Linked DNA regions of Homo sapiens: region 1 is linked to region 2. Evidence: read pairs that join two places in POLR2A ChIA-PET (ENCODE). Cell type or tissue: Panc1. All regions are shown on one strand. Links, peaks and the distances in the headings refer to the core of each region. The heading gives the core; the rest is flanking DNA.

What was found. Peaks named below come from ENCODE experiments on the same cell type or tissue, not always from the same donor. Only the 100,000 strongest peaks of a DNase experiment are listed, where the experiment ranks them.
Region 1: POLR2A ChIA-PET joins it to region 2 with 10 read pairs; 12 of 35 experiments call an interaction of 5 or more read pairs at or near these places.

Annotation. Positions count from the first base shown.
Region 1 is chr20:3,039,227-3,054,327 of GRCh38, forward strand. It overlaps GNRH2 (gonadotropin releasing hormone 2), which reads left to right and starts at 4,396. Exons shown (of 4, transcript NM_178331.2): 1 at 4,396-4,439; 2 at 5,182-5,342; 3 at 5,474-5,610; 4 at 6,460-6,521. The coding sequence starts at 5,189. The coding sequence ends at 6,510. MRPS26 (mitochondrial ribosomal protein S26) reads left to right here and starts at 6,826. Exons shown (of 4, transcript NM_030811.4): 1 at 6,826-7,054; 2 at 7,147-7,293; 3 at 7,388-7,511; 4 at 8,509-9,024. The coding sequence starts at 6,843. The coding sequence ends at 8,643. RefSeq lists enhancers at 6,308-6,367, 7,708-7,767 and a silencer at 6,468-7,337. In Panc1, for the core only: no CTCF peak of the experiment used is centred there; a DNase peak (open chromatin) is centred at 6,777; H3K4me3 peaks cover 2,219 bases; H3K27ac peaks cover 1,989 bases.
Region 2 is chr20:3,123,458-3,138,558 of GRCh38, forward strand. The region is part of intron 1 of UBOX5 (U-box domain containing 5); the gene reads right to left. It overlaps UBOX5-AS1 (UBOX5 antisense RNA 1), which reads left to right. Exons shown (of 7, transcript NR_038395.1): 6 at 12,546-12,701. Among named protein-coding and RNA genes, the nearest start is that of UBOX5-AS1, 24 kb to the left of the region's middle. In Panc1, for the core only: no CTCF peak of the experiment used is centred there; no DNase peak of the experiment used is centred there.

The DNA of each region.
Region 1 (15,101 bases), core at 2,704-10,703, 83 kb before region 2:
TCTTAAAGAAGCTGGATGTTCATTTATGTCTCCCGTAACAGTCTGTGCTGTCCAGAGACCCAGTATCCTTAGGATATTATTCTCATCCTCATGGTTGAAGCTGGGTCACTGCCATGTCCATAATCCACCCTGAGGAAAGAGCATGGAGAGCCAGCAGCTTCATTTCTAAGGACAGGAAGCCAAATCTGCACTTTTCACTTCCACTCATAATCCACCCCGCATTCCACTCATCAGCTTCACAAGTAGGTTTTCACCTGGTCATAGCTATGCCTAACTACAGGGAGTGCTGGGGAAGTGTGATCTTTTGTTGGGGGCACACTGGGAGAGTGGGTCTGTCCACTGCCTCCCAGCCTCAGAGCAGCTCACCACAGGAGCAGGAGAGTGAACTCGTGGCTGTGGCTGTCAGGCAGGGCCTTTCTTGAGAGCCAGCGCAGGCCTGGGCTCCTCAGAGGCTTCTGGAGTGAGAGATGGCACCTCAGCCTGGCCCATGGAGGCATGTTCAGGGATCAGCACTACTGTGCTTCTTGGAGGAGGTGGGACTTGAGCTGGACCCATGGGAGGCTGGAAATTTAGATGAGTGAAAAGGAGGAAAGGCGAAGTAGAGCCACATTACAGAGGGCCTCAGAGTCCAGATAAAGCAGTTAACATGTAGTGGCTCCAGGAGGGAAGCCTGTCTGTGCACCACATACCCAGGATGTTTGTGGGAAGGAAGGAGATGTGCGGAAGGGACCCAGGAGACCTGCAGGAGGCAAGGGCTGCAACAGACCCCCTCTGGAAGTTTACAGGAGGTGAGTGTGAGTCATTAGAGACATTCAGTTCTGTAGGAACTAACGAACTCCCAAGAGGCAGTAAACTTAAAACTCAGCAGTCTCGATAAGTATGGATAAATTAGGCAAAGACAGATTCTGAGGAATTTCTGGTGAGGGGTGCCAAGTTTGGGGAGCAGCCCCTGGCTCCTTGCAAGCTACCCTTCAGTGCTCTGTGTGACCAAGTCCAAGTCGATGCAGGAGGGCAGGCACTGGGTCAGCAAGCCACTCAGTGAATGTGCAGGTGAGGCCGTTCATAGGCGCTTGTGTGCCTCCCAGCAGGCTGCCTGCCATTGCCAGGGCTGGCCTTCAGCAGGGTGCGCCACCATGGCCTGAGTGGTTTTCTGCTGAAGTCCGTGCTGATTTGGCCAGTGGATAGGCATCACCTGGGTGCAAAACCATTGTCTCCAGGTAGGAATGACCTCAGCTGTTTGCTCCGTGTCTCGCTCAGCCTGTAGATGTGTCCCTCATCCCTTCATGCCTCCCTCTTCACTCCTCTTTTACTTTCTACTCGGGGCTTGCATGTTTACAAGAGAGGTGAACCCAACAGAAACTAGTATAGGCCAAAAGGAAAATGTGCTGAAGCTCACACAGCACAGTCGTGTGGAAAAGGCAGCAGTGACTGCTTCATCCAGTGCCCTTCCCACAGCCAGTCAGTTGCGACCCAAGGGGCTTAGGGTAGGAGTGTTTCTCCATAGGGGAAGAGTAACAGCCTGCACCCACCACACACCCAAAGCCCTACATCCTGCCACACTGAGACCTCACTTCATTTGGGCGGGTCCCTCCTGGGTTGCAGTTTCCTTCATTGCTCCCCTGTCCCAAATACTCAAGTCTCTCTCATTAAAAATAAAGAGCAGGCCAGGTGCAGTGGCTCACACCTGTAATCCCACACTTTGGGAGGCCAAGGCGGGTGGATCACTTGAGCCCAGGATTCGAGACCAACCTGGGCAACATGACAAGATCCTGTCTCTACAAAAAATAACAAAAATCATCTGGGCATGGAGGCACACGCCTGTAGTCCCAGCTACTTGGGAGGCTGAGGTGGAAGGATCACCTGAGCCCATGAGGTGGAGGCTACAGTGAGCTGTGATCATGCCACTGCACTCCAGCCTGGGTCAAAGAGTGAGACCCTGTCTCAAAAAAAAAAAAAAATAGGCCGGGCACAGTGGCTAATGCCTATAATCCCAGCACTTTGGGAGGCCAAGGCGGACGGATCACCTGAGGTCAGGAGTTCGAGACCAGCCTGGCCAACATGGTGAAACCATCTCTACTAAAAATACAAAAATTAGCCGGGCGTGGTGGCACGTGCCTGTAATCCCAGCTACCGGGGAGGCTGAGGCAAGAGAATTGCTGGAACCTGGGAGGCAGAAACTGCAGTGAGCTGAGATCACGCCACTGCACTCCAGCCTGGATGACAGCGAGACTCCATCTCAAAAAAAAAAAAAGAAAAAGAAAAAGAATTAATTAATTAATTAAATAAAGAGCATGTCTCCCACCCCAGGCCTAAGTTCTTCCCTCTATGAGAGACTACTTGCAGAAACCTGTGTTCTCACTCTTCCCCCTTCCTCACTTCATTCCCACACATTTCTTTTCCATCCCTGCGCACCAAGGTCACCTTGGTGCTAAACACCAGGGACCCATGGTCTCTTCCCCTTTGTGTCACAGGCTGTCCTCTGCCTCTTATCCTCACCCTTTAGCTGCTCCTCCACTGTCTCCTCTCTCAGAGGTCAGGATTCTGGATCTGTCTCTGTGGACCCTCAGCTCTCCTCCAATCCCAAGTCCCCCGCATCCTGGTCGCATGTCAGGGTGGTCCAGAGATGCCTGCCTCCCACTGCCCACACCCAGGGGCCCGCCCTCCTTTCCTCTAACCTTCCCACATACTCTGGCCCCATGGATCCACGGCAGTTCCTGCTGGCCCTTCTCCATTTTGTTCCTTATGCTGCACCCCTCTGCTGCCACTCCCTGCGTCCGTGACTCCAGCTCACTCGTCTCTGTCCTTCACCCAGGCCGCCTGCTCAGGGTTTGTGCCTCTCTGTGCTCCTGCAGCACCTGAGTGTTTATTCACCTCTGAACCTCTGCTTTCCCACCTGAGTACACGCAGCTCCTGGCTGCAGTGACTTCATATCCTGAGGACTGGAGCTCCGTGGTGAACAGATGGCTTTCTATGTTCTAATGAGAGGGATACAAGAGTTCCACAGTTCTAGTCTGGAAAGGACCAAACATTTCTTAAAAGCTAAGTATGTTGCCGGAAAAAAAAGGGAGCAGAGCTTTCCCCAGGAAGCTTGGCTCTGGTTTAGATTTTTCAGGAAAAGCCGGAATCAAATTACAGAATAAATAAAGGCAACCATCCCCCTTTTAAAGGTACACCAGCCTTGGTGCATCTTTGAAGAAAGCATTCTGTAAACCCCAACCAGAACTAAACTAGTACGTCGAACTCAGATTCATTTTCACTAAACCACAAGCAAATGTTTCCCTAAAAATCACCCAGTTAACAAAGTCCGCATATTTAAGCCAAAACAATTTAACTGAACAAATGGGCCACACGTTGATTTCCGGTCCCTGCTAATAAGTCAGTCTGGAAGTTCACAGGTGTGCCCATCCTGCCTTGGCTGCTGAAGTCCAGGTGTCTAGGGCTGACTGATGCCCATTATGCCTCCCCTCCCCCATCTTTGTCACAGGATTTGACGCACCAGCTCTCCAAATGACCCTGGCCCTCCCATTTGCTGTTCAGCCCAAGTGCGGAGATTGGCTATGAACCCTGTAAACAGGCCTCTGACCCCCAGAGGCTGATGGCTGGCCAAGGAAAGCTGAGCTGCTGACGCAGACTGGGAAGCAAGAGCCCACTTCCAGCAGCCCAGGCTAGCTGTGTCCAAATCCATGACTGGGGAGGGGTTAGAGCCTTGAGGGACAAAATTATTCTACCTACCTAGGGAGACTGCACTGGCCCAACAGCTGGGCCCCATCTCATGGGCCCGCTTCTTCGCCAGGAGAGAAGCCACTCCGGGGTAGGTACTGCCCCACCCAAACCCAGCCATCTGGAGTGACCCAGCCCTGGTTCCCAGGTGTGTGGATGTGAATTGTCCCACCCAACCCACTCTACAGTGAGCAAACGGAAGCCCTCTGGGAGAGTGGTCACAGCCTCCCCTGTACCTCTGAACAGCCTGCCAGGCTCCCTACTCTTAGGCTTCCACTGTCCACCAGGGAAAGCCCTGAGCTGGGAGTTGGGGAGCCCCCAGGCATTGCCCCTGCCCAGGACACAATTCTCTTTTGGGATCAGGGAAGGCTGTGAGGGCTTTCTAGGTCTCAAGATCAGGAGCTTGAAGATGCAGCCTGGGAAGTGGGAAGGTGAGACCAGGACATAGGCCAGCCTAAAGCAAGAGTCCTGGGCCTGAAGGCTCCTGGGAAGGTGGTGGGGAGGGAGCATGTGTCGGTGGCCTCAGGGCAGCAGCTGCCTGGTGAATGTTCATGGACTGGATGCTCTGGGAAGCGGGTTGGGTGGTGAGCTTCTCTCTTCCCCTCTGAAGACGTCACTGGAGTCTGGGGGTGGAGCTGCCTGGTCTATAAATCCTGGGGCCATCAGGCTAGGGTCCTGCAGCTGCCTGAAGGAGCCATCTCATCCACAGCTCTTCCTTGGTGAGTGGGGAGCCTTCCCTAAGGGCTAGGACACCTGGACCAAGTTTCATCCTGGGCGTATGGTGTGCTGCTCCTCTTCCCCATTCCCAGGTGCCTCCACCCCTGAACCATGCCAGAGAAGTCCCCTTTTCCTCTCCTCTCCCCAACAGCTCTACCATCTATTCTTGTGCTTGTTGCCCCTGGCATGGGAGGGATAAGGGGTAGAAGCACTTGCCCCCATCAATACCACTCATCCATTCCACATCCCCAACTACTATGGAAGAGATACAGCAGGCCACGGAGAAAAGGGCAGAAGGCCTGCAACTCTGGTTCCCTAGCACTGGTGCTCCAAACACGCCTACATTGAGAACTCCCCTGACCATCCATCTATCCTCCCATCCATTGGCCTGAATTCAGGTCTCTGTTCCCCTCCAACTTTCTTCCACTTCTGGAAACTCCTTGAAGGAAAGATGGATGGACCTGGACAAGTGGGAGGGCCCTCAGAGCTGGCAAGGCAGGTAGCCTCTGTGCCCCAGGCTCAGGGAGAAGGCTCGTCCCCTGGAGCATCATCCCCTGCTGGGCCAGGATCCCCCAGGATCTGGACCCCTGTATGCTTGGGATGAGGAGCGGTGGCAGAGAGGGAAGGGCATAAGGAGATACCAAAGCTGCCCCTGAGATGCCAGTTTTCCAAAGTGGCCCTGGAGGAAGTAGGGGGATGTGGGGGTGAGGTAAGTCTCCTTGAATGCTGTACCCTGTCCATTAGAGCAGCCATGGCCAGCTCCAGGCGAGGCCTCCTGCTCCTGCTGCTGCTGACTGCCCACCTTGGACCCTCAGAGGCTCAGCACTGGTCCCATGGCTGGTACCCTGGAGGAAAGCGAGCCCTCAGCTCAGCCCAGGATCCCCAGAATGCCCTTAGGCCCCCAGGTGGGTGTCTCCCAGCCTCATGGGGAGGAAGAAAGTGATGGCCGGGGGCTCCCCCACCCTCCTGGAGCCTGAGGTCGGGGTAGGGAGGACAGCATCAGTTCCCTTCTAAGGAAGGGCCCTGGACACTGCAGCAGGCAGCCCAGTCCAGACTGCCCATGGCCTCCCAAGTGATGCCCTGGCTCCCCTGGACGACAGCATGCCCTGGGAGGGCAGGACCACGGCCCAGTGGTCCCTTCACAGGAAGCGACACCTGGCACGGACACTGCTGGTGAGTAGGGTGAGAGGTCCCCAGCATCAAGACCAGCCACTGGTCATCAGAGGCCATTGTGGCTTAGGGTTGGGTGCTGGGAGGGTGGGGAGAATGAAACACCACTGAGATGCCCCCTGCCACAGCACCCCCAGCCATTTCTCAGTGCCCCTACTGCACACAGCAGGGTGCTGTCTGCTATCCTTCCTATTTCCCAGGAGGATTCTAGACAATTTACAAAGCACTTGGGTTAAAGACCAAAGTCACTAGTAGACTAGAAGGAGATAATTGTTCTATAAGACAGTGGTGGCCATGGGATCCCACAGGCATCCTGACAAGCCAATGACTGTCTTGAGGTGGACAGACCCCAGGCCAGTGGAAAGAGGTGAGGGATGCAACCTCACTCAAACAGACAACAGGGCCAAGAGGACCAGGTGGTGACTGACATGTGCACTAGGAACATCTCAGGGACTGCAGAGCTCCCCAAGACCATAGCAGAAGACAGGCGTGGGGAAATGGTTTGCTACTGTTTTGCAAATCAAACATTTACAGTGCATCAGGAGAGCCCGGTAACTAAAGAAGAAAGTGGTTAGTTCCTATGAGGCAATGTCTTACCGCCTGATTTGTGTGTATGTGCTGAGGTTTCTATGCGTCAGGCTTGTTTAGGGTGGACAAGAGGGCATGCCCAAGGGAGCTGGAGATCCCCACACTAGCTGGATCCTCAGGCTTCTACGGGAGGCGGGGGGCGTCCTGCTGTGGGAGGCCACATGGGGACTGGGGGGGACGAGAGGGGAGAGAACCAGGAAGATGGCAGCTCGGCGGTTACGAGACCAGTGTCCTGAGACATGACCGCCACCTCTCCCTCCGCAGACCGCAGCCCGAGAGCCCCGCCCCGCCCCGCCATCCTCCAATAAAGTGTGAGGTTCTCCGAAGCTGTTGCGTCGAGTTCTGTCCTTCGTCCCCTCCCTGTCTTCCCCGCTGAGACCCTTCCCTGCGTGGGGGCTGGAGGGACGCGGGTCCGGCCCCGCGGGCGGGAGTAACTAAGGGATGGCCCCGGGCCCTGGCGGGAAGGCCGGGCCAGAGCCTGGGGGCGGGATGCGGACGTCCGCAGGGTCGCCGCTTCGGTTCCAGAGGCCACACGGCCGGGCGGGGCGTGAGGGACAGCCCGAGGACTACAGGTCCCAAGGTTCCCCGCGCCGCTTCCGGGGCACGGTGGCGTCCCGGCACCGCGGCCGCAGTGAGGAGACTCGGCCATGCTACGCGCGCTGAGCCGCCTGGGCGCGGGGACCCCGTGCAGGCCCCGGGCCCCTCTGGTGCTGCCAGCGCGCGGCCGCAAGACCCGCCACGACCCGCTGGCCAAATCCAAGATCGAGCGAGTGAACATGCCGCCCGCGGTGGACCCTGCGGAGTTCTTCGTGCTGATGGAGCGTTACCAGCACTACCGCCAGACCGTGCGCGCCCTCAGGTGTGCGGCCGGGGGGAGGTGGCCGCCCGCGCGCGCTGGTGACGGTGGGAGTGGGCGGAGAGGGTGCTGATTCCTGGCGCGTCTGCACCCAGGATGGAGTTCGTGTCCGAGGTGCAGAGGAAGGTGCACGAGGCCCGAGCCGGGGTTCTGGCGGAGCGCAAGGCCCTGAAGGACGCCGCCGAGCACCGCGAGCTGATGGCCTGGAACCAGGCGGAGAACCGGCGGCTGCACGAGCTGCGGTGCGTGGGGCGGGAGGCGGGGCGGGGCGGCGCGGCCTGGCCGGCCTGGGAGAAGCCCGGGCCCCGCTCAGCCTCGGCCCTTTGACCCTCACAGGATAGCGAGGCTGCGGCAGGAGGAGCGGGAGCAGGAGCAGCGGCAGGCGTTGGAGCAGGCCCGCAAGGCCGAAGAGGTGCAGGCCTGGGCGCAGCGCAAGGAGCGGGAAGTGCTGCAGCTGCAGGTGGGCAACGTCTCCGGAGGGTGGGACTCCAGCCGGGGACGCGGCTTGCGGGGCACTGGGAATTCTGGGCACCGCGACGCGGGCGCTGGCTATGTGCAGAGACTTACAGTTGGCAGGTCCGGATTTGGAGAGGAGAGTGCCAGTCAGGCGCAAAGACCCGGAGGTGAGCGGAGTAATTGGACAGTGTTCAGGTACCTAGCAGGTCTGTGGGAGGGACCCTGCGTTCCACAAAGAGGTTGTATTTTGCATAACAGGTGATGAAGCCATGAAGGGTTAAGTATTTCAGGCTAGGATTAGCAGGTGTGCGACTTAAAAGCAGGGAGACCACTTAGGAGTAATGCAGTGAGAATGGATGAGGCTTGATTTAAAGTATAGAAGGGTGGCTGGGAGCGGTGGTTCACGCCTGTAATCCCAGTACTATGGGAGGCCGAAGCGGGCGTATCACTTGAGGTCGGGAGTTCGAGTCCAGCCTGGCCAAGCCCCGTCTCTCCTAAAAATACAAAAATTAGCCGGGCGTGGTGTGCGCCAGTAATCGCAGCTACTCGGGAGGCTGAGGCATGAGAATCGCTTGAACCCAGGAGGCAGAGGTTGCAGTGAGCCGAGATGGCGCCACTGCACTCCATCCTGGGCGACAGTGAGACTCCGTCTCAAAATAAATAAATAAATAAATAAATAAAGTAATGGGGGGAAGGATGAGTTAGAGTGATTCAGAGGGGACCACTGAGGGACGGATTTCACCTACCAGGACGTGAGATTTTCATAGCTGGCACTCGGGGCTATGGCTGAAGTGTCTGAGAAAAGAGGAACGTGGAAAAGCAACCTGATATCACTCCACTGGGAGGCCAGAGGGGCTCTCAAATAGGACCTGGGTTCCAGGCATGCTTCCCCAGGGAGAGCAGGAGCTGCTTTCTCAGTGGGGTGAGAGGCCAGCAGGCTGGGTGGGCTGGCTGGCATGTGCCCAAGGCTCCTGTTCAGCTGGGCTTTTCTCTCCCGATAGGAAGAGGTGAAAAACTTCATCACCCGAGAGAACCTGGAGGCACGGGTGGAAGCAGCATTGGACTCCCGGAAGAACTACAACTGGGCCATCACCAGAGAGGGGCTGGTGGTCAGGCCACAACGCAGGGACTCCTAGGGGCCCAGTAAGGACAGTGCCCGCCAGGGACCATGTATGTATCATGGCGGAAGAGTTGGCCCTGACCTGGAATAAAGCAGTTGGTGTTGCTTATGAGGAAGGTTCAGCCTTATCCAGCACAGCCTTCACGTTTTGCCCTCTGCTGTCACCACTTGGTCAGAAACTTCCAAACGCAGTGCCCTGTTCTGCCGGTGTGTACAGCCTCAGCGCACCAGGAGACCCTAGAGTGGTTTCCATCTCACAGAGAATCAGACAGGGCCACAGCCCCCTCAGGCAGCCAGGTCATCTGAGTATCATTAAGAGTAGTGATGGGAAGATTACAGTCTGAGGGCCAAACGTGCCTGCTTCCTGTTTTTGTAAATAAAGTTTTGTTGGAACACAGCCACACCCACTCATTGACTTCTTTTTACTACAGTGGCAAAGGTGAGTAGTTGCAACAGAGACCATATGAATCCCAAAGACTAAAATCTTTAACTTTTTACAGGAAAAGTGTAGTGATCTCTCATCTGGAGCTTTAGGACTCTAGCCTGTGTCACCCAGGACCTGAGCCACAAGCTAACCATTGGCCAGGCGCCTGCCTCTGCTCTATACTGTGCTTTGCTGGCCAGAGTCTGGTGTATCCAAGACCCAGAAGGCAAAGAGGAGACCCCATTTTTTTCTGGGTTCCACAAAGAGGTTGTATTTTGCCTTACAGGTAATGAAGCCATGAAGAATTAAATATTCTAGGCTAGGATTAGCAGGTGTGTGACTTAAAAGCAGGGAGGCCATTAGGAGTGGGTCTCTCCACCCATGGCCTCAGTGACCTACATTTGCCCTGGCATTGCCATTGCCCTTGGGCCACCCAGCAGATGGCTGCTGGCAGGGGAGACATGGTTGACCAAGATTTTATGAGGTTAGTGTGGCTTAGCAAGCACTTGGACCAACCTCTATGGGTACTGGGACTACCTGTGATGATGAAGAGAGTATATAGATCCATAGTCCCTGTTCAGATGCAGGCCCTCAAGCAGTGTCTGGGATGAGCTGGAGGAATGTTTCTCAACCAGAGCAGCTTCCGTTTGCTGCCATGCACATGAACTCCAGCTTCTCTCCATGTCTCCCACTTCTTTGCAGGGAAGGCCTAGGGACCCCCAAGAAATGAAAACCTTTTTTTTTCTTTCTTTTTTTTTTGAGACAGAGTCTCACTATGTTGCCCAGGCTGGAGTGCAGTGGCACGATCTTGCTCACTGCAAGCTCTGCCTCCCGGGTTCACGCCATTCTCCTGCCTCAGCCTCCCAAGTAGCTGGGACTACAGGCGTCTGCCAACACGCCTGGCTAATTTTTTATATTTTTAGTAGAGACGTAGTTTCACTGTGTTAGTCAGGATGGTCTCGATCTCCTGACCTCGTGATCCGCCCGCCTCGGCCTCCCAAAGTGCTAGGATTACAGGCGTGAGCCACCGCGCCCGGCCGAAATGAAAACCTTTTAGGGTGTATGGGCCACTCTTATTGCAGGTGAGAAAGCAGGTAATAAGGTACAAGCAGAGGTGGTGCCTGGCACCCAGCCCTCCTCAGAGCACTGCACTCCTGAGAACCTTGGCCTCCCTCCTTAGGCTGGTACTAGCTCTTCTCCCCCAGCATCAACTCTGGCCAGAGCACAGTGGCATCCCTGCTTTTAGGTGCGAGGCATCTGGAGTGAGACCTGATGGGCACACGTGGGCAGTGGTTTGATGATGTCTTCCATGGCCTCGGGCTTCGTCATGGTGAAGAGTGGGCCATCTGGACCCCTGCATTGGAAGCCTTTGGTGATGTGGCACATAGGCCTGTGTTAGGAAGTCCAGTTTTATGTAACGTACTCCTCCCTGGACCTCCTTGTCTCCATCTTCCAGTTTTATTCTTTCCAAGGCCTCTGTACCGGGATCCAGACGTAAGCCATCTGTCTGTTCAGACAGAGGACACACTGACCTTGAAGCTCTGTCTTTGGGCTGATTCCACTGCTGTCCAGCATGGGGCTGGAACTCAGCATTCACTGCTGATGCTGTTATGTCATGCAGAACCACCTGGGAACCAAGTGTCACGTTTTTATTCTCTACCCACAGCCACCTTGCTGGTGTAGGCACCACTAGGCAGCTTACTGGTACCTTCAGGGTTAACTCAAACCCAGTGCCATCTGTACCTGCTTCTAATGGAACATTGAGTGCAGCCAGGTGCACAGGTAGCCTCTCAGATCCCAACCAGTCCAGGTTGCAGAGTCATGTGATGCCCCAGGGTAGTGATGCCTGATCTCCGCAGAACCCTGGATAGTTAACCTGATGGGCATGGCCTTGCTCAAAACACCAGGGTCTCTTCAGATCCTTACCTCAAGTTCCTAGTAGGGCTTGGATCTGTTACAGACAATGAGCTCTGCAAGGTTTTAAGGGGGAGAGTTGCCAGAATCATGCTGCAGCCTGGACCACCAAGAGAATATCTTGCTCAAGGCTCCACTTGTGGGTGGTAGATTTGGGGTCTAGCTGGTAAATGCATTTGGAGCAGAACACCCAAATGTAAGTGCTTTCACTAAGATGGGAGGAGGTCCACCAGGCTTTGTGGGATAGACAGGATGGACCAGCAATTTGTGAGTGGCAAGTTTTTCCCGAAGGACCCAATCAAGTATAGATGTTTTACCACGAAACGGGATTCTTGCCCCTTCCAGTTGTCTAGAATAAGCATGATGTCAATGACTGGCCCCCGCATGTTGTCCTGGAGATGGGTGGTGTAGGTCTTGAGGATCTGGTTATGCAAAACTGTAGAGTTGTTAATCTCTCGGGCTGAATTGTGAAGGTGTGCTGCTTCTAGGTGAAGGCAAGCTGCTTATAGTGGTCCAGGTGGGTAGGACAAGAGAAGAATGCATTTGCCCAATTAATCTGTTCCATCAAGGAGACCACCCTAGACGTCATTACACCTAAAGTCATTCCTCATATTTTTCCAACATACTCCAAATTTTCCGCATGGAACAATCACAGTTATCCAGTATTCCCTGAAATCTTTGGGAAATGTTACCTCCTGCACTTACCCTGTGGTTATTTCCCCAACTCTGACAAGTACGGAGTTGAAATGGACAACTAGGAAGGAAGGCCAGCTGACTGCTGAAATAAGAGCAACTTTGGCAGAAAGGGTTAAGTTTGGAATTATTTTTCTTTCCCAAATAGGAAGTCAAGAGTAATATTGCAATCCCAAAAACCTGAGACAGGCAGGCCTAGCCATGATGCTGTCATTTCCCCTGTCAGGTGCTTTAGTGAATATTTCCTTAGTGCAGGTAGGCGCATAAACAATATATGTGATGTTTTTATAAAGGGAACACTACCAGAGTCAGCCTCATGGTTCAGTTTACAGGACCTCAAAGTCAAGAACTTGAAGAATCCCACCATAGTGCCACAAAAGGGCCCAGGAAAGTGACATTAAAAGGTCAGAGCTGTGGCCGGGCGCGGTGGCTTACGCCTGTAATCTCAGCACTTTGGGAGGCGGAGGCAGGTGAATCACCTCAGGAGTTCGAGAACAGCCTGGCCAACATGGTGAAAACGCGTCTCTACTAAAAATATAAAAAATTAGCTGGGCATGGTGGCGCCTGGAATCCCAGCTGGAAGGCTGAGGCAAGAGAATCACTTGAACCTGGGAGGCAGAGATTGCAGTGAGCCCAGATCCACTGCACTCCAGGCCAGGTGACAGTACAAAAAAAAAAAAAAGTCAGAGCTGCATAAGCCCCAGTCTTATGCGGTACTCCACAGTGGCTCTGTGGTCACAACAATCCTCCCCAAATGCATTTCCCCTCACTGAGAGTGAAAACACAGGTGTGAGGTTGAAGTTCTCTGGGAATTTGTGTTACAGGTCACTTTTTTGTTTTTTTTTTTTAATGCTGGCTACTGAGGGAGAGAAATGGTCTGGGAGTGAGGTTGTGTGGCTGGGAAATCTGAAACAGATACAAACGTCAACCATGCCTACTACACAGCCTTCTGGCACTACCAGTCAGTGCCCCCAGGTGCTATTGCTGGCACCCCTGCTGCTGCTGTTGGAACTGCAGGAATGTAGGTGCCCACTACAGCTGCCAGAAATGCCCCAGAAGCGAGAAAAGTGAATTTGCCCTTCCTCTGGCCTTAAAAATCTTTCCCTGGGCCAGGCACGGTGGCTCATGCCTTTAATCCCAGAACTTAGGGAGGCTGAGGTGGGTGGAGCAACTGAGGTCAAGAGTTCAAGATCAGCCTGGCCAACATGGTGAAACCCCGTCTCTACAAAAATACAAAAATTAACCTGGCGTGGTGACACGTGCCTGTAATCCCAGCTACTTGGGAGGCTGAGGCAGGAGAATCGCTTGAACCCAAGAGGCGGAGGTTGCAGTGAGCCGAGATCATGCCATTGCATGCCAGCCTGGGCGACAGAGCAAAACTCTGTCTCAAAAAAAATCTTTCCCCAGGCCAGGCGCAGTGGCTCACACCTATAATCCTAGCAATTTGGGAGGCTGAAGCAGGTGGATCACTTGAGGTCAGGAGTTCGAGACCAACCTGGCCAACGTAGTGAAACTGTGTCTCTACTAAAAATACAAAAATTAGCTGAGCGTGGTGGTGCACACCTGTAATCCCAGCTACTGGGGAGGCTGAGGCAGGAGAATCGCTTGAACCCAGGAGGCGGAGGTGCACTGCAGCCTGGACAATGGAGAGAGACTCCATCACCCCCACCCCCCCACCAAAAAAAAAGAAAACAGCAGTTTATAAACAGATATTCTACATCCCTCTTCGCATTGTTTATCAGGACTGTCATTTTCTTGTATGAGACATTTGGGTTTTTTCCCTCTGAATATGTTACTACTGTGACATTTAGCCCTTAGAAAAAAATGTTAGGCCAGGTACAGTGGCTCACACCTGTAATCCCAACAATTTGGGAGGCTGAGGTGGGAGGATCGCTTGAGCCCAGAAGTTTGAGACTAGTCTGGGAAACATAGGGAAACCCATCTCTATTAAAAAAAAAAAAAATTAAAAATTAGCTGGGCATGGTGGTGTACACCTGTGGTCCTAGCTACTTGGGAGGCTGAGGTGGGAGGATGGCTTGTGCCTGGTAGGTTGAGACTGCAGTGAACCATGATCACACCACTGGACTCCAGCCTAGGCAACAGAGCGAGACCCTATCTTCAAAAAAAAGAGGAAAAGAAAAGAAGTTAACAAATGTTCAGTATTTCAGTTACTTCCTGACCTGGTGATATTTAAGGGTGTGTTTGTTTTTGGATGATCTTTGCAAATATATTAACTACTGTTAAGGGGAAAAGCTGCTTCGGCGACTTGAGCTGATTGAGTCACACTTCTGGGCTCTCTGGGCCCTTTTGTGAGTTTATAATAGAAATAAAATATGACTTTATAAAAAAAATCCCCAAGAGAGATGGGAGAGTATTTAAATTGTTGCCCCATTTACTGCTTCTACCCAGAAATCCATATAAATAAATCAAAAAAATAGATTTATGGTAACAAGCCTGATGCAACCTGCTTGGGTTTAAATTTGAATCCCAGCTTCTCCCTCTTACTATCTGCATATCTTTGAGAACATTTCTTAGTCCCTCTGTGCCTCAGTTTCCTCAAAAGTAAAATAGAGATTAAACAATACTAGTATGTACCTATAAGGGTATTGTGGCAATTAAATGAGAAACTGATGTAAAGCTAAGCTCACTGACTGCAACACAGTTTGTGCTTAATAGATGTTACATGTTATTCTTTTATTTATTTATTTATTTATTTATTTTGAGATGGAGTTTTGCTCTTGTTGCCCAGGCTGGAGTGCAATGGCTCAATCTCGGCTCACTGCAACCTCTGCCTCCCGGGTTCAAGCAATTCTCCTGCCTCAGCCTCCCAAGTAGCTGGGATTACAGGCATGCACCAGCTAATATTTTTGTATTTTTAGTAGAGACAGGGTTTCACCATATTGGTCAAGCTGATCTCGAACTCCCAACCTCAGGTGATCTGCCCACCTTGGCTTCCCAAAGTGCTGGGATTACAGGCGTGAGCCACCGCGCCCAGCCACGTTATTATTATTATTATTACTATTATTTTAGGGAAACCAGAGAATAGTCTTAAACTCACATCATAGACTGAGAAGAATTAACTGCCAAATAACACTCACGCAGGGAATGAATTGCTGGAGGAGACCAAGACCTGCCCTGCAGCTCCCCTTATCTCCAGCAGAGGGCAGACGCATCAAGATAGTGACAGGGCCCTCAAAAATGGAAAGGATAAGATTGGTGAATTTGACTTTTTTTTTTTTTTTGAGACAGAGTCTCGCTATTGTTGCCCAGGCTGGAGTGCAATGGCTTGATCTCGGCTCACCCCAACCTCCGCCTCCCAGGTTCAAGCAATTCTCCTGCCTCAGCCTCCCCAGTAGCTGGGATTACAGGCACACGCCACCACGCCTGGCTAATTTTGTATTTTTAGTAGAGATGGGGTTCCTCCATTTTGGTCAGGCTGGTCT
Region 2 (15,101 bases), core at 1,385-9,384:
ACTTTCAGAAGTTGATTCTTAAGAGAATCAAACAGGATGGCAACAAAAACTTGAACACACACACTCTCACGGTCCACACTGACTTTCCTTATATCCTATACATGATGTTGGGGAAAAATTAGTCACTGAAAAATTATAGAGAAGACTTCTATGGCAGGCTCAACAGGTTGGCAAAGACTGCCAGTTCTCTGGCCAACAGCTGTTCCAAAGACCCAATGGAGGCAAGGCCCATCAGCTGTGCTGGGGGTTGCCACAGGAAGGGAGTGGCAAAAGTATCTGAGCTCAGAGAAAGGACAGAGTGTTCGGAATGGAAAGGGTCATAAAAAATAATTATAGTGGTGGTAAGCATCCTTGTCATTTAATACTTGTCAATGCAATTATGTTTTCTTATTAAAATGAAAACAATGAGTCAAAAACATCATTATTGAGACATAGAAAATTTATTAGAGGCCAGGTGTGGTGGCTCATGCCTGTAATCCCAACAATTTGGGAGGCTGAGGTGGTAGGACTGCTTGAGCCCAGAAGTTCAAGACCAGCCTGGGAAACATAGCTGGTCTTGTTGTAGAGACCCCATCTCTACAACAAAACGTTGTAGGGATCTTGCTATGTCTGATATGCACCTGTAGTCACAACTATTTGGGAGGCTGAGGTGGATCACTTGAGCTCAGGAGTTCAAGGCTGCAGTGAGCTATGATCACACCACTGCATTCCAGCCTAGGTGACAGAGTGAGACCCTGTCTCAAAGGAAAAAAGAAAAGCCTCTCCCCTCTCCCCTCTCCCCTTTCTTCGGTCTCCCTCTGTTGCCGAGGCTGGACTGTACTGCCGTGATCTCAGCTCGCTGCAACCTCCCTGCCTCGGGCTCCCGTGATTCTCCTGCCTCGGCCTGCCGAGTGCCTGCCTTGAGTGATCTGCCCGCCTTGGCCTCCCGAGGTGCTGGGATTGCAGACGGAGTCTCGTTCACTCAATGCTCAATGTTGCCCAGGCTGGAGTGCAGTGGCGTGATCTCGGCTCGCTACAACCTCCACCTCCCAGCCGCCTGCCTTGACCTCCCAAAGTGCTAAGATTACAGCCTCTGCCCGGCCGCCACCCCATCTAGGAAGTGAGGAGCCTCTCTGCCTGGCCACCCATTGTCTGGGATGTGAGGAGAGCCTCTGCCCAGCTGCCCCATCTGGGATGTGAGGAGCACCTCTGCCCGGCCGCCCTGTCTGGGAGGTGAGGAGTGCCTCTGCCCGGCCGCCACCCTGTCTGGGATGTGAGGAGCGTCTCTGCCCGGCCGCCCTGTCTGGGAGGTGAGGAGCGCCTCTGCCCAGCCGCCACCCCGTCTGGGATGTGAGGAGCGTCTCTGCCTGGCTGCCCCATCTAGGAAGTGAGGAGCGCCTCTGCCTGGCTGCCCCTTCTGAGAAGTGAGGAGCGCCTCTGCCCAGCCGCCCCGTCTGGGAGGTGAGGAGTGCCTCTGCCTGGCCACCCATCATCTGGGAAGCGAGGAGCGCTGCTGCCCGGCCACCCCGTCTGGGAACTGAGGAGCGCCTCTGCCCGGCCGCCCCGTCTGAGAAGTGAGGAGCACCTCTGCCTGGCAGCCACCCCATCTGGTAAGTGAGGAGCATCTCTGCCTGGCCGCCCCATCTGGGAAGTGGGGAGTGCCTCTGCCCGGCCGCCCCGTCTGGAGGTGAGGAGCGCCTCTGCCTGGCAGCCACCCCATCTGGGAAGTGAGGAGCGCCACTGCCCGGCTGCACCATCTGAGAAGTGAGGAGTGCCTCTGCCTGGCAGCCACCCCATCTGGGAAGTGAGGAGTGCCTCTGCCCGGCTGCCCCGTCTGGGAGGTGAGGAGCGCCTCTGCCCAGCCGCCCATCATCTGGGAAGTGAGGAGCGCCTCTGCCCGGCTGCCCCGTCTGGGAGGTGAGGAGCGCCTCTGCCCAGCTGCCCCGTCTGGGAGGTGAGGAGCGCCTCTGCCCGGCCGCCCATCATCTGGGAAGTGAGGAGCGCCTCTGCCCGGCCGCCCCGTCTGAGAAGTGAGGAGTACCTCTGCCCGGCCGCCCATCATCTGAGAAGTGAGGAGTGCCTCTGCCCGGCCACCCATCGTCTGGGAGGTGAGGAGCACCTCTGCCCGGCCGCCCATCGTCTGGGAGGTGAGGAGCGCCTCTGCCCGGCCGCCCATCGTCTGGGAGGTGAGGAGTGCCTCTGCCCGGCCACCCCGTCTGAGAAGTGAGGAGCGCCTCTGCCCGGCAGCCGCCCCGTCTGGGAAGTGAGGAGTGCCTCTGCCTGGCCGCCCATCATCTGGGAGGTGAGGAGCGCCTCTGCCCGGCCACCCCGTCTGGGAGGTGAGGAGCGCCTCTGCCCAGCCGCCACCCCGTCTGGGAAGTGAGGAGCGCCTCTGCCCGGCTGCCCCGTTTGGGATGTGAGGAGCGCCTCTGCCTGGCCGCCACCCCGTCTGGGAAGTGAGGAGCGCCTCTGCCCAGCCGCCCCGTCTGGGAAGTGAGGAGTGCCTCTGCCTGGCCGCTGTGCAATCTTCCAAGTGTGAAGTGACAGCCTTTCTGCAGGTGTACCCAATAGCTCCGAAGAGACAGCGAACATCAAGAACGGGCCATGATGACAATGGCGGTTTTGTCGAAAAGAAAAGGGAAATGTGGGGAAAAGAAAGAGAGATCAGATTGTTACTGTGTCTGTGTAGAAAGTAGACATAGGAGACTCCATTTTGTTCTGTACTAAGAAAAATTCTTCTGCCTTGGGATGCTGTTAATCTATAACCTTACCCCCAACCCCGTGCTCTCTGAATCATGTGCTGTGTCAACTCAGGGTTAAATGGATTAAGGGCGGTGCAAGATGTGCTTTGTCAAACAGATGCTTGAAGGCAGCATGCTCGTTAAGAGTCATCACCACTCCCTAATCTCAAGTACCCAGGGACACAAACACTGCGGAAGGCCGCAGGGACCTCTGCCTAGGAAAACCAAAGACCTTTGTTCACGTGTTTATCTGCTGACCTTCTCTCCACTATTATCCTATGACCCTGCCACATCCCCCTCTCCGAGAAACACCCAAGAATGATCAATAAATACTAAAAAAAAAAAAAGAAAAGAAAAAGAAAAAAAAAAGAAAGGAAGGACAGAAGGAAGTAAGTTGGGCAGGGACAGAAAGAAAGAAAAAGACAGAGAAAGAGAGGGAGGGAGGGAGTGAAGGAGGAAGGGAGGGAGGGAGAGAAGACAGAGAAGGAGGGAAGAGAGAGAGGGAGGGAGGGAAGAAAGGAAGGAAAAGAAAGAAAGAAAATATTAGGGTTGGAAAGCACCTTAAAATGACATCTAGGCCTGGCACGGTGGCTCATACCTGTAATCCCAGCACTTTGGGAGACAGAGGCAGGCAGATCACCTGAGGTCAGGAGTTCAAGAGCAGCCTGGCCAACATGGTGAAACTCCATCTCTACTAAAAATACAAAAAGCAGTTGGGCATGGTGGCAGGCACCTGTAATCCCAGCTACTCGGGAGGCCAAGGCAGGAGAATCACTTGAACCCGGGAGGTGGAGTTTGCAGTGAGCCGAGATTGCGCTACTGCACTCCAGCCTGGGCGACAAGAGCAAAACTCCGTCTCAAAAAAAAAAAAAAAAAAAAAAAAAAGGACATCTAATGCAAGTAGTCATTTTAATGGCCAATTCCAATGGCTTCTGGTAACTCTGTGGAGAAGGAGGGAAGCCACTGAAAACACCCCTCGCAGTGGCAGACCTCTCCAGTGGAACTCAACTCCTTGGTGAGGCCAGCCAGCCATTTATGCTTTTCTCCCTGACAGTCGTGGCCATGTAAAATTGTTAGCCCGACAGGGATAGGGTCACCCTCTGGGCCCCTTTTGCTGTCAAAATCAGTAGGAGCCACTTGCAGGAGCCAGGCATACTAAGCGTCCTGCAACATCTGAGTGGATAGTTGCTGCACAGTGAAGATCTGTCATGGGCCTTGTAAATGTCTATTATCTCAGCTTAGCCCCTAACTCAGTTTTACATATTAACACAAAGTATTTTTAAACATGGTTTTCATATATGCTAAATTTTCTAGGAGGGGAACTTCCATGTAAGCCAGAGGAAGGTCATATATTGTTTTGTTCAGACCTTTACCAAGAGATGCCCACCATTTCTGAAAATCACATCACCGAGAGCAAAGCTCTCCACCTCGGTCAGTCTGCATTTGTAGCAGTCTGCATTCCACATGCGCTCCTGCGTGATGGTAAAAGCTTCTGAATACTTCTTTATGCCTTCTAGTATGGTCACACCCAAACATTTATACACGAGAATAAATTTTATTATCATACCTAAAATTTTTTCCTTTAAAGTACTGTTAGGGCATTCTGTGTGTTGGTGGGGGGAGGGTGTGTATGTGTGTGTGGACCTACACACATTAGCGTGTGTACATAAGTAGGTTATACTATTTGGCTTTAAGTTCATCATGATAGAAGAAACATGAATCTCATGGGGTAGAAAGCCCCTGGCCTAAAGCCTCCTGTTCTTTGTGAGCCTGTGTTGAAACTCCTAGTGCTTCCCACTTTGAGGCACATACACCTTTGCTTTGCCAGAGAATTTTAGAATCTGGCCTGGCATCCACATGGACTAAAGTTTCTACAATTCCTTTTCTGAAAGATTATATTAACAATGTCTCCAGGCTTCTGATACCTTTCGTGTTCTCCACGATAAGTAAAAACAAATGAAGTATCTGATGCATTGTGTCTACAAATATCCTCAGAAGCCCTATAGTTACCTCTTTTTGGCCAGGACACCAGAACTCATTTAGAGCAGCATTTCCCCCAGCTTCCCTGCCCAACTAGCATAGTAGCTTCCTGTCGGTTTGTTTTAAATGTAAAATTAAGCCATTCACTTTAATTGAATATAGAACCATTAAAATAAATATATAGCCAAGCCAATGAAATAAAACATTCCTCCTTGGAAAAGCAAGCCTAGGATGCCAAAGGAAAGCAGACAATATGCTACTGACATAGATGATGACACTAGAGACAGACATATGCAGAACGGTGCTGGCCCCAGGCAGATGGCTGAGGTTGGGGCCCTGGGACTTGAGAGGGTTTTCTTTTCACTGCTCCAGGCAGTTCCCTCTTCCCCTCTTGGCCCTGACAGAAAGCCAAGAAAAAACAAAGCCGGGCGGAGTGGCTCACACCTATAATCCGAACACTTTAGGAGGTTAAGGTGAGAGGATCACTTGAGCCCAGGAGTTCGAGATCAGCCCGGGCAACACAGCAAGACCCCGTCTCTACAAAAAAATAAAAAGATTAGTTAGGTGTGGTAGCACACACCTCTAGTCCCAGCTACTTGGGAGGCGGAGGCAAGAGGATCACTTGAAGCCAGGAGTGCAAGGTTACAGTGAGCTATGACTGTGCTATTGTACTCCAGCCTGAGTGACAGTGAGACCCTGTCTCAAAAAATAAAGTAAAATAAAATAAGAGTTCTTCTAGACTTAAATGTGGTTATTATGCTCTATGATATAGAAATGTGGAAACCTTGACTGCCCTTTCCAATATGTGTTAGATCAGACCTGAAATTAAGGAAAATCTTGGTATACCCTTAGCTACTTCTTCCCACCTCTGTGTGGAAGCGAGTCAGCCTTCTGTTCAAGCATCTCAGCTCATGAGGCTTCTCCACCCGCGTCAGGGGCTGTCAACTACCCCAGTCAACTACAAAAGCATATGGACCTAACCCTGACCAGACACAGACTACCTGCTCTCCACAGCACTCATCAAAATATAAGTTGAGGGAACATTTACAGAAGAGTGTTCAGTCCAGCCCCGTTACATGCTCCTTGGTGCTGGTCCAAGTAGCTTCTCTTGCCTCTTGTCTGGCACTCCTCGTGGCTGCTGCAGATCTTATCCCACACCACTATCTGACAGATTTCTTAGCAGTTTTGATCCTCACCAGTTGCAAAAATAAATGTAACACATTGATAAAAATTCAGTGGCCGACTTGTGACGATTCATAGGACACCAGAGTAGCAGGACATATCAGGTGATAACCATAATTTTAATCTCTAAAATATACCACTCCATTGAGCTGACCCTCAGACCAGTGCACCGGCCTATCCTCATGTTCATCCCAGCCACAACCATCACCACCCTCACCACCCCCTGCAAATACTCTTCACCAAGCTACTCATTGGCACTGTGTGACAAGGAACTTCAATAAGAAACAGCTCTTTAAAGTCAGTTACTGTTTTGTTTAGTGGACAAAATGATCATTGTCTGTTCTATATGGTATCCTCTCTTGGAGACCCATAAGAAAATTTTCTCTTTGGTCTCAGTACTAGAAGAGTTGTTTATCGCAAGCAATTCAATATTTTATGGTATGAATATGGATCACATTCCTTCTTGACTCTGGCTGTTAGAAAGCTCCGAATAAAATCTGTGGCCCATCCCTCAAATTTCTCCCTACCTGAATTATTTATTTTTATATAATAGAGCATAATATGTAAGGTAGCTTAAAATAATTTTGGAACAAAGTGGGGTATAAATATGCTGGGCATAGGGGCTCACGCCTGTGATCCCAGTACTCTGGGAGACCAAGGCAGGAGGATTGCTTGAGGCCAGAAATTTGAGACCAGCCTGGGCAACAAAGTGAGATGCCATCTCTACAAAAAATTTTAAAAATATTAGCTGGGCATGGTGGCATGTGTCCGTAGTCCCAGCTACTCAGGAGTATGGCTTGACCCCAGGAGTTTGAGGCTACAGTGAGCTATGATCACACCACTGTACTCCATCCAGACTGGGTGACAGAGTGAGACCCTGTCTCCAAAAATAAATAAATAAATAAATAAATAAATAAATAAATAAATAAACAAACAAAGAGGGTGGGGGGCATAAATAATTCTCCTTTTGGGAGACATTTAGGTTGTTTATGCCTTTTTTTTTTTTTTTTTTAAAGACAGGGTCTCACTATGTTGCCCAGGCTGGAGTGTAGTGGCTATTCACAGGTGCCATTACAGTGCACCACAGCCTCAAATTCGTGAGCTCAAGCAATCCTCCTGCCTGAGTGCCCCAAGTCCTGGAACTACAGGTATGGGTCACCAAACCCAACTTGTTTGCAACTTTTTACTACTACCTTAAGATCAAAATCTTAAGTAGATTTTTGTCATTATTTTTTCCTTTAGTACAATTTTCACTTTTTTACTCAAGGGGTCCTACATGTTTCTAGTTAAGGTTGCTATTTATGAAAGGTTCTTCTTAACCCATTAATTTTTCTAACTGGTCATTCCTATATAGGAAAGCTTTTCACTTTGGTATCTTTACTATATGTTCAGCTGTCTTATTGAACTCTTATTGATTTTAACACATTTTCAGTTGTTTTTGCTTTTTTTTTTTTTACAATCCTATTATCTCAATAATGAGAATTCCTTTCTCAAAATGGTAACTCTTATTTCTGTCTCTCATTTACTGCATTAGCCAGAACTTCCGGAATTACACAAAACAGTAAGACAGTTGCCATCCTCGTTTGTGCCCATTAGAAAATGCCTCTTTGGGCCAGGCGCAGTGGCTCACACCTGTAATCCCAGCACTTTGGGAGGCCGAGGCGGGCAGATCATAAGGTCAGGAGTTCAAGACCAGCCTGGGCAATATGGTGAAACCCTATCTCTATGAAAATACAAAAATTATCCAGGCATGGTGGCGTGAGCCTGTAGCCCCAGTTACTCGGGAGGCTGAAGCAGAAGAATCGCTTGAACCTAGGAAGCAGAGGTTGCAGTGAGCCGAGATCATGCCACTGCATTCCAGCCTGGGCAACAGAGTGAGACTCCATCTCAAAAAAAAAAAAAGAAAATGCCTCTTTGAACATAATGTTGATTGTTAGATTGAAATATCATCTTTATGTTAATAAAGCATTCTAATTTTCATATTTTTTGAAGTCAGGAATATGCTCTGAATTCTGATTTTTCTCTATATATTGTCTTTTATTATTTATCTTATCTGACAGACTAATGGGATACATTAACACTTTTTTCTAATTTTAAACCATCCTTTTTATTCCCAGGAGAGATTCTATTTGGTTGTAGCATATTGTTCTTTAAATGTACTGTACTACTGAATTTATTTTGCTCATATTTAATTTTAGATGGGATATTATTGCACATTCATGGAACATTTGCAAGCCCTGTGCTAGGCACTGGAGTATAGAGATAAAAATGAAATGGCAGTGAAACTATTCTGTATTACACTGTAATGGTAGATACATGACATTATACATTTCAAAACCTATATATTCAAAACCTGTAATTCAAAACCTATAGAATTATACAACACAGGCTGGGCGTGGTGGCTCACGCCTATAATCCCAGCACTTTGGGAGGCAAAGGCGGGCAAAGCACTTGAGGTCAGGAGTTCGAGATCAGCCTGGTCAACATGATGAAACCCCATCTCTATTAAAGATAAAAAATTAGCCGGGCAAGGTGGCGGGCACCTGTAATCCCAGCTACTGGGGAGGCTGAGGCAGGAGAATCGCTTGAACCTGGGAAGCAGAGGTTGCACTGAGCCGAGATCGAGCCACTGCACTCCAGCCTGGGCAATAGAGTGAGACACTGTCTCAAAAAAAAAAAAAAAAAAAAAACTGGGCGTGGTGGTTCACATCTGTAATCCCAGCACTTTGGGAGGCCAAGGCGTGAGGATCAGTTGAGGCCAGGAGTTCGAGACCAGCCTTGCCAACATGGTGAAAACCCGATGCTACTAAAAATACAAAAATTAGCTGGGCATGGTTGCGCATGCCTGTAATCCCAGCTACTCTGAAGGCTGAGGCAGGAGAATCACTTGAGCCCAGGAGGCAGAGGCTGCAGTAAGCCGAGATCACGCCACTGCACTCCAGCCTGGACAACAGAGTGAGACCCTGTCTCAAAACAAAACAGAACAAAAACAAAACACAAAGAATTATACAGCACAAAGAATGAACCTTAAATTATAAACTTAATAATAATTAATCAATATTGGCTCATTAGTTATAAGAAATGTACCGCACTAAGATGTTAATAGCATTAATAATACTCAATTTTTAGGTAAATCTAAACTGCTCTAAATTATAAGGTGTATTAATAATAATAATAACAAAGAAATGGCTGGGTGAAACGAGGCGTGATTGGTCATGCCTGTAATCCCAGCACTTTGGGTGGCTGAGGCGGGCAGATCACTTGAGGTCAGGAGTTCGAGACCAGTCTGGCTAACATGGCGAAATCCCGTCTCTACTAAAAATACAAAAAATTACCCGGGTGTGGTGGCAGGTGCCTGTAATCCCAGCTACTTGGGAGAGTGAAGCAGGAGAACTGCTGGAACCCTGGAGACGGAGGTTGCAGTGAGCCAAGATAGCGCCACTGCACTCCAGTCTGGGTGACAGAGTGGGACTGTCTCAAAAAAAAAAAAAAAAGAAATGGCTGGGTGGGGTTGTGTACACCTATAAATTCCAGCACTTTGGGAGGCCAAGGCAGGGGGATTGCTTGAGGTCAGAAGTTCAAGGCTAGCCTGGGCAACATAGCGAGACCCAGTCTCTACAAAAAAAAAAATTAAATAATTAATAATAATAAAGAATGATTGGGGGAAAAAGTGATTGAAAACAACTCAGGACTGAAGATCAAATTGAAATATGCAAATTGAAACGAATGAGTGTGTTGTCACAGGAGAATGGCAGATCTTTTTTAAAAATATCTTACAAATGATATGTTTCTGTGGGAAACAGTGATGTCCAAACAGTAGGATTCCGTAAGAACCTGGTTGCTATCAAAGTCTTTAATAGGTATAATCTCATCATCTATCTTGTTCCAATACCCTGGACTTTTAAGGTCAGATGCCTTCTGCCTTAACAGAAAAAAAATAATGGCTCAACATATGAAAATGCAAACAGCCTAGCCCAGAAAGACGGCCTCCCTAGTCCTGCTGAGGAAATGGCCATGTAACTTGAACTCACTGCAAACACTGTCCAGTACTTACAAAGCATAGCCACTTTCTCCAGATGTGGCATCTAAGTACAAGAAAGACAAGGCTTGAGTATAACTTAATCTAAAACCTCAGATTGTGGCTAATGTGCCCTGCTTTCAGAGAAGTAGCTTGGAGACAGATAATAATGGCATTGTAAGATGGCAATACAGTTTATAAGAAAAAAAAAAGAATATAAAATAGTAGACACTCTTGTACCTACCACCTAGATTTAGCAAATGTTAACATTTTGCTATGTTTGCTTCTGATTTCAGTGTTAAAAGCAATATTTAAAAGATAAAAACAAAACCCAGCACCTATCCTATTTCCTCTCTCTTTTTGCCAAGGGGTAAGCTCTTTTTTTTTCTTATTTTTTTTGGGGGGGGGAAACAGGCTCTCACTCCCATGCCCAGGTTGGAAAGCAGTGGTGCAATCTCGGCTCACTGCAACCTCAACTTCCAGGGCTCTGGTGATGGGTATTCTCCTACCTCTGCCTCCCGAGTATCTGGGACTACAGGCGCGCACCACCACATCCGGCTAATTTTTGGGGGTTTTTTGGGTAGAGATGGGGTTTCACCATGTTGCCCAGGCTCTTCTCAAACTCCTGGGCTCAGGCAATCCACCCACCTTGGCCTCCCAAAGTGCTGAGATTACAGGTGTGAGCCACCTTGCCCGGCTAAGGTAAGCTTTATCTAATGTTGTCTGTCATTCAAATCAGTATAGGTATGCATATATATATATAAACTACATATAGTAGTCATGTATTTTAATATACCTTAATGATAATATATTATGTGTATCATCTTGCAACTTGCTTTTCCATTAAGCATTATATTAAGGTTTTCCATATTGAAATGTTTACATTTGGTGTATTCATTTTAACTTCCTCATATTTAATTGTATGACTAAAACAGTTTCTCCACTGCCCTATTACTTATGTTGTTTAAAATTTTTTACTATGAAAAAAATGCTGCAATAAACATTCTCTACAAATCTTCTTGTGGGAAAAATAAGAAATGAAATGAACGGCCTTCTCTGTGAGTCATGAGACAATAAAGACTTCTTTCTAACAGTGATTATATAATAGAATATATGCTTGAACCCGGGAGGTGGAGGTTGCAGTGAGCTAAGTTCGCACCATTGCACTCCAGCCTGGGTAACAGAGTGAGACCCCATCTGAAAAAAAAAAAAAAAAAAAAGGCCAGGCGTGGTGGCTCATGCCTGTAATTCCAGCACTCTGGGAGGCCAGACAGGCGGATCATCTGAGGTCAAGAGTTCAAGACCAGCCTGGCCAATATGGTGAAACCCCATCTCCACTAAAAATACAAAAATTAGCCAGGCATGGTGGCGGGCGCCTGTAATCCCAGCTACTCGGGAGGCTGAGGCAGGAGAATCACAATCACTTGAACCCGGGAGGTGGAGGTTGCACTTGGCCGACACCGTGCCACTGCACTCCAGCCTGGGCAACAAGAGCGAAACTCCGTCTCAAAAAAAAAAAAAATTTATATACATAATATAAAGGTAACAGAGCATTCTGCGGATGACACAGTAAGGAAAGATAACCTAGATCAATGTTTTTCAATTTGTGGTTTTTGGAATCAAGTAATGGGTTAAAGAAAAGAAATAATTAGAAGAGAATACAAAATATGAAGGTGCAAATAGTATGGATATGTCATGAAATTGTTTCAGTTTTGTACAAATATATTTAACAAATGCATGTATATCATCTAATATAAAATGCATTTCTTATTGTGACTTGATAAAAAAAATTTTTTTAAAAAAACGTTGGTCAAAAGTTTTGACCAAAACATTGGTCAACTCAGGGGAAAATTCACAGGAGTAAACATGTGAACTTAGGGTGACTAGGACACATGCCTGATCTCATGGACAACTCTGAAGAGGGACAGACACTCCATATTAATGCTACCACAGACTGTAGACTACAGGAGCCAAGAGGTGAGAACATGAACAAAAGAGAAGGAGCCCTGGGGAAAGGGATCAGGAAGTGTCAAGGCACAGAGGAGGGAAGTGTGAGGCTGGTTCAGGAGATGCTGAACATGCCACTTAGCTATGGAGGTGGAGTAGGAGCCACAGCTGGGAAGGCAAACGGAGCCGGATGAGGAAGGCCTTGAACGTCATGCCAAAAAGTTTAGACTACTTCACTTAGTAGGCTGAGGTAGTGTTTCCCAAACTGCAGGTTGAGAATTAAGAACTTAAATTACCGAGCCATAACTAGTATTTTTAAAAATTAAGTAGAATAGAAAATGTCAGCATGCACCACATACAAGGGTGAGCACTGTTTTGTGAAAGTTTTGTTTCAGTTACATATATATGTGAACACACAAACACACGCAATTATTCATTTGGGGTTTTGATGTAAAAGTTATTTCTTACTAAAGGTTGTAGTTAAAAAAAAAAAAGTTGAAAGCTACTGGTCAGAAGTAAGTCATCGGTGAATCATTATCAGTATCAGTAGGCTGGTTATGAAGTTCTAGTATAGCTATGCAAGATGTTACAGCCAGGCACGGTGGCTCACACCTTTAATCCCAACACTTTGGGAGGCTGAGGTGGGTGGATCAGAGAGAGAAATGACACTAATGAAAAGTCTGCTATTAACCTCCTAGATGACAACAGCAATTCTGAACCACTTAGAGGCAATTCACCCTTCAAGAGGTCAATTTCCCTTTTCTCTGGCTGATGTGTTCCCCACTATCTTTTCTGTACTACATGAGGGGCTCCTGGCAAATGGCTTCCTGAAGACATCAAAGATGAGTACCAAGGTACTAACTACTTAGGAATAAACTGGTAATCCCATTTTTCCTTCGGCATTTTCTTCCTTTAGTTTTTCTCTTTTTATTCTTTTTTTTTTTTTGAGGGAGGGGCATTCTTCAAAAGGAGGAAAATGAACTATGTATAATGTATTACTGAGCATCTCACAAGGATTTCAAAGCTACTTTCTAAGAGATTGTTTATTTTTATTTTTTATTTTTTTTGAGACAGAGTCTCTCTCTGTCACCTAGGCTGGAGTGCAGTGGCACAATCTCGGCTTAATGAAACCTCCACCTCCCAGGTTCAAGCAATTCTCCCACCTCAGCCTCCCGAGTAGCTGGGATTACAGGCATGCGCCATCACACTCGGCTAATTTTTTGCATTTTTAGTAGAAATGGGATTTCCCCACGTTGGCCAGAGTGGTCTCGAACTCCTGACCTCAAGCGATCCACCCACCTCAGCCTCCCAAAGTGCTGGGATTACAGGCGTGAGCCACTGTGCCCGGCCTTAATATTACTATTATTTTGAGATGGAGTCTTGTTCTGTTGCCCAGGCTGGAGTGCAGTGGCATGATCTCAGCTCACTGCAAGCTCCACCTCCCAGGTTCACGCCATTCTCCTGCCTCAGCCTCCCGAGTAGCTGGGACTATAGGCGCCTGGCACCATGCCCAGCTAATTTTTTGTATTTTTAGTAGAGACGGGGTTTCACTGTGTTAGCCAGGATTATCTCAATCTCCTTACCTCGTGATCCACTCACCTTGGCCTCCCAAAGTGCTGGGTTTACAGGCGTGAGCTACTGCACCCAGTCCCTGTTTTTCTGAGACAGTGTCTCACTCTGATGCCCGGGCTGGAGTGCAGTGGGGCAATCTCGACTCACTGCAGCCTTCACCTCCCGGGTTCAAGCAATTTTTGTGCCTCAGCCTCCCAAGTAGGTAGGACTACAGGCATGACCCATGCCTGGCTAATTTTCGCATTTTCAGTAGAGACAGGGTTTCACCATGGTAGCCAGGATGGTCTCGAACTTCTGACCTCAAGTGATCCACCTGCCTCGGCCTCCCAAAGTGCTGGGATTACAGGCGTGAGCCACCACACCCAACCAGAAATTGTTTCTTTTTAAAAGATCTAATTAAACTTTTAAAGATAATTGTAGACTCATGTGTAGTTGTTAAAAAACAATACAGAGAGATCCCACATACTCTTTCAGGCTCACTGCAACCTCCGCCTCCTGGGTTCAAGTGATTCTCCTTGAGTAGCTGAGATTACAGGTGCCCGCCACCATGCCTGGCTATTTTTTGTATTTTTAGTAGAGACGGGGTTTCAACATGTTGGCCAGGCTGGTCTTGAACTCCTGACCTCAGGTGATCCACCCACCTCAGCCTCCCAAAGTGTTGGGATTACAAGTGTGAGCCACCGTGCCTGGCTGTAACATCTTGCATAGCTATACTAGAACTTCATAACCAGCCTACTGATACTGGTAATGATTCACCGATTTTCAGATTTCACCAGGTCTGCATGCATTCATTTGTGTGTGCCTATCTAATTAGTTCAGTGCAATTTTACTCTATGTGCAAAGTTGGGTAATCACAACCACAGTTGATACAGAACACTTTTATCACAAGAATTTCATGTTATCCTTTAGAAAGTCTTTTATCTTATAAATCCAAATACTCTACTTCCACAGAAGTCTTGAAATTTTTCACCCAGATCTAAGCCTTGGCTGAAGACTCCAGTTAAGCTCACTGCCCACACTGTAAGAAACAAACTTGAGTGACACATTTAGTCTTGGCATTCATGTCACTTAAATGATAAATATAACTATGCAGGAAAATGCAAAAGTATATATAGGCTGGGCATGGTGGCTCACGCCTGTAATCCCGGCACTTTGGGAGGCCAAAGTGGGCAGATCACTTGAGGTCAAGAGTTTGAGATAAGCCTGGCCAACATGGTGAAATGCTGTTTCAACTAAAAACACAAAAATTAGCCAGCCATGGTGGCGCATGCCTGTAGTCCCAGCTACTCAGGAGGCTGAGGTGAGAGAATGGCTTGAACCTGGGAGGCGGAGGTTGCAGTGAGCTGGGATCACACCACTGCACTCCATCCAGCCTGGGCGACAGAGGGAGACTGTCTCAAAAAAAAAAAAAAAAGTATTATGAAAGTATTATGATCATACATTTGTTAAAAATCTATGTCTAGGAATATGTATACATAAATAGTTGGAGAGGTAATGGTGGGCATGCAGAAATGTAAACATCCGACATACTAGGCTGGTGGGATAAGTTGTTCTTCTTTTCCTTTTATGTATTGAAAGTTGATGTATGCCTGAGGTCTCAGGATAACAGCGGAGAAGACTGAGATTTATGTTCAGAGTACTTTTTGCAGCTGCCAGTACTAGGGCTCAGAAAGGGAAGTGCA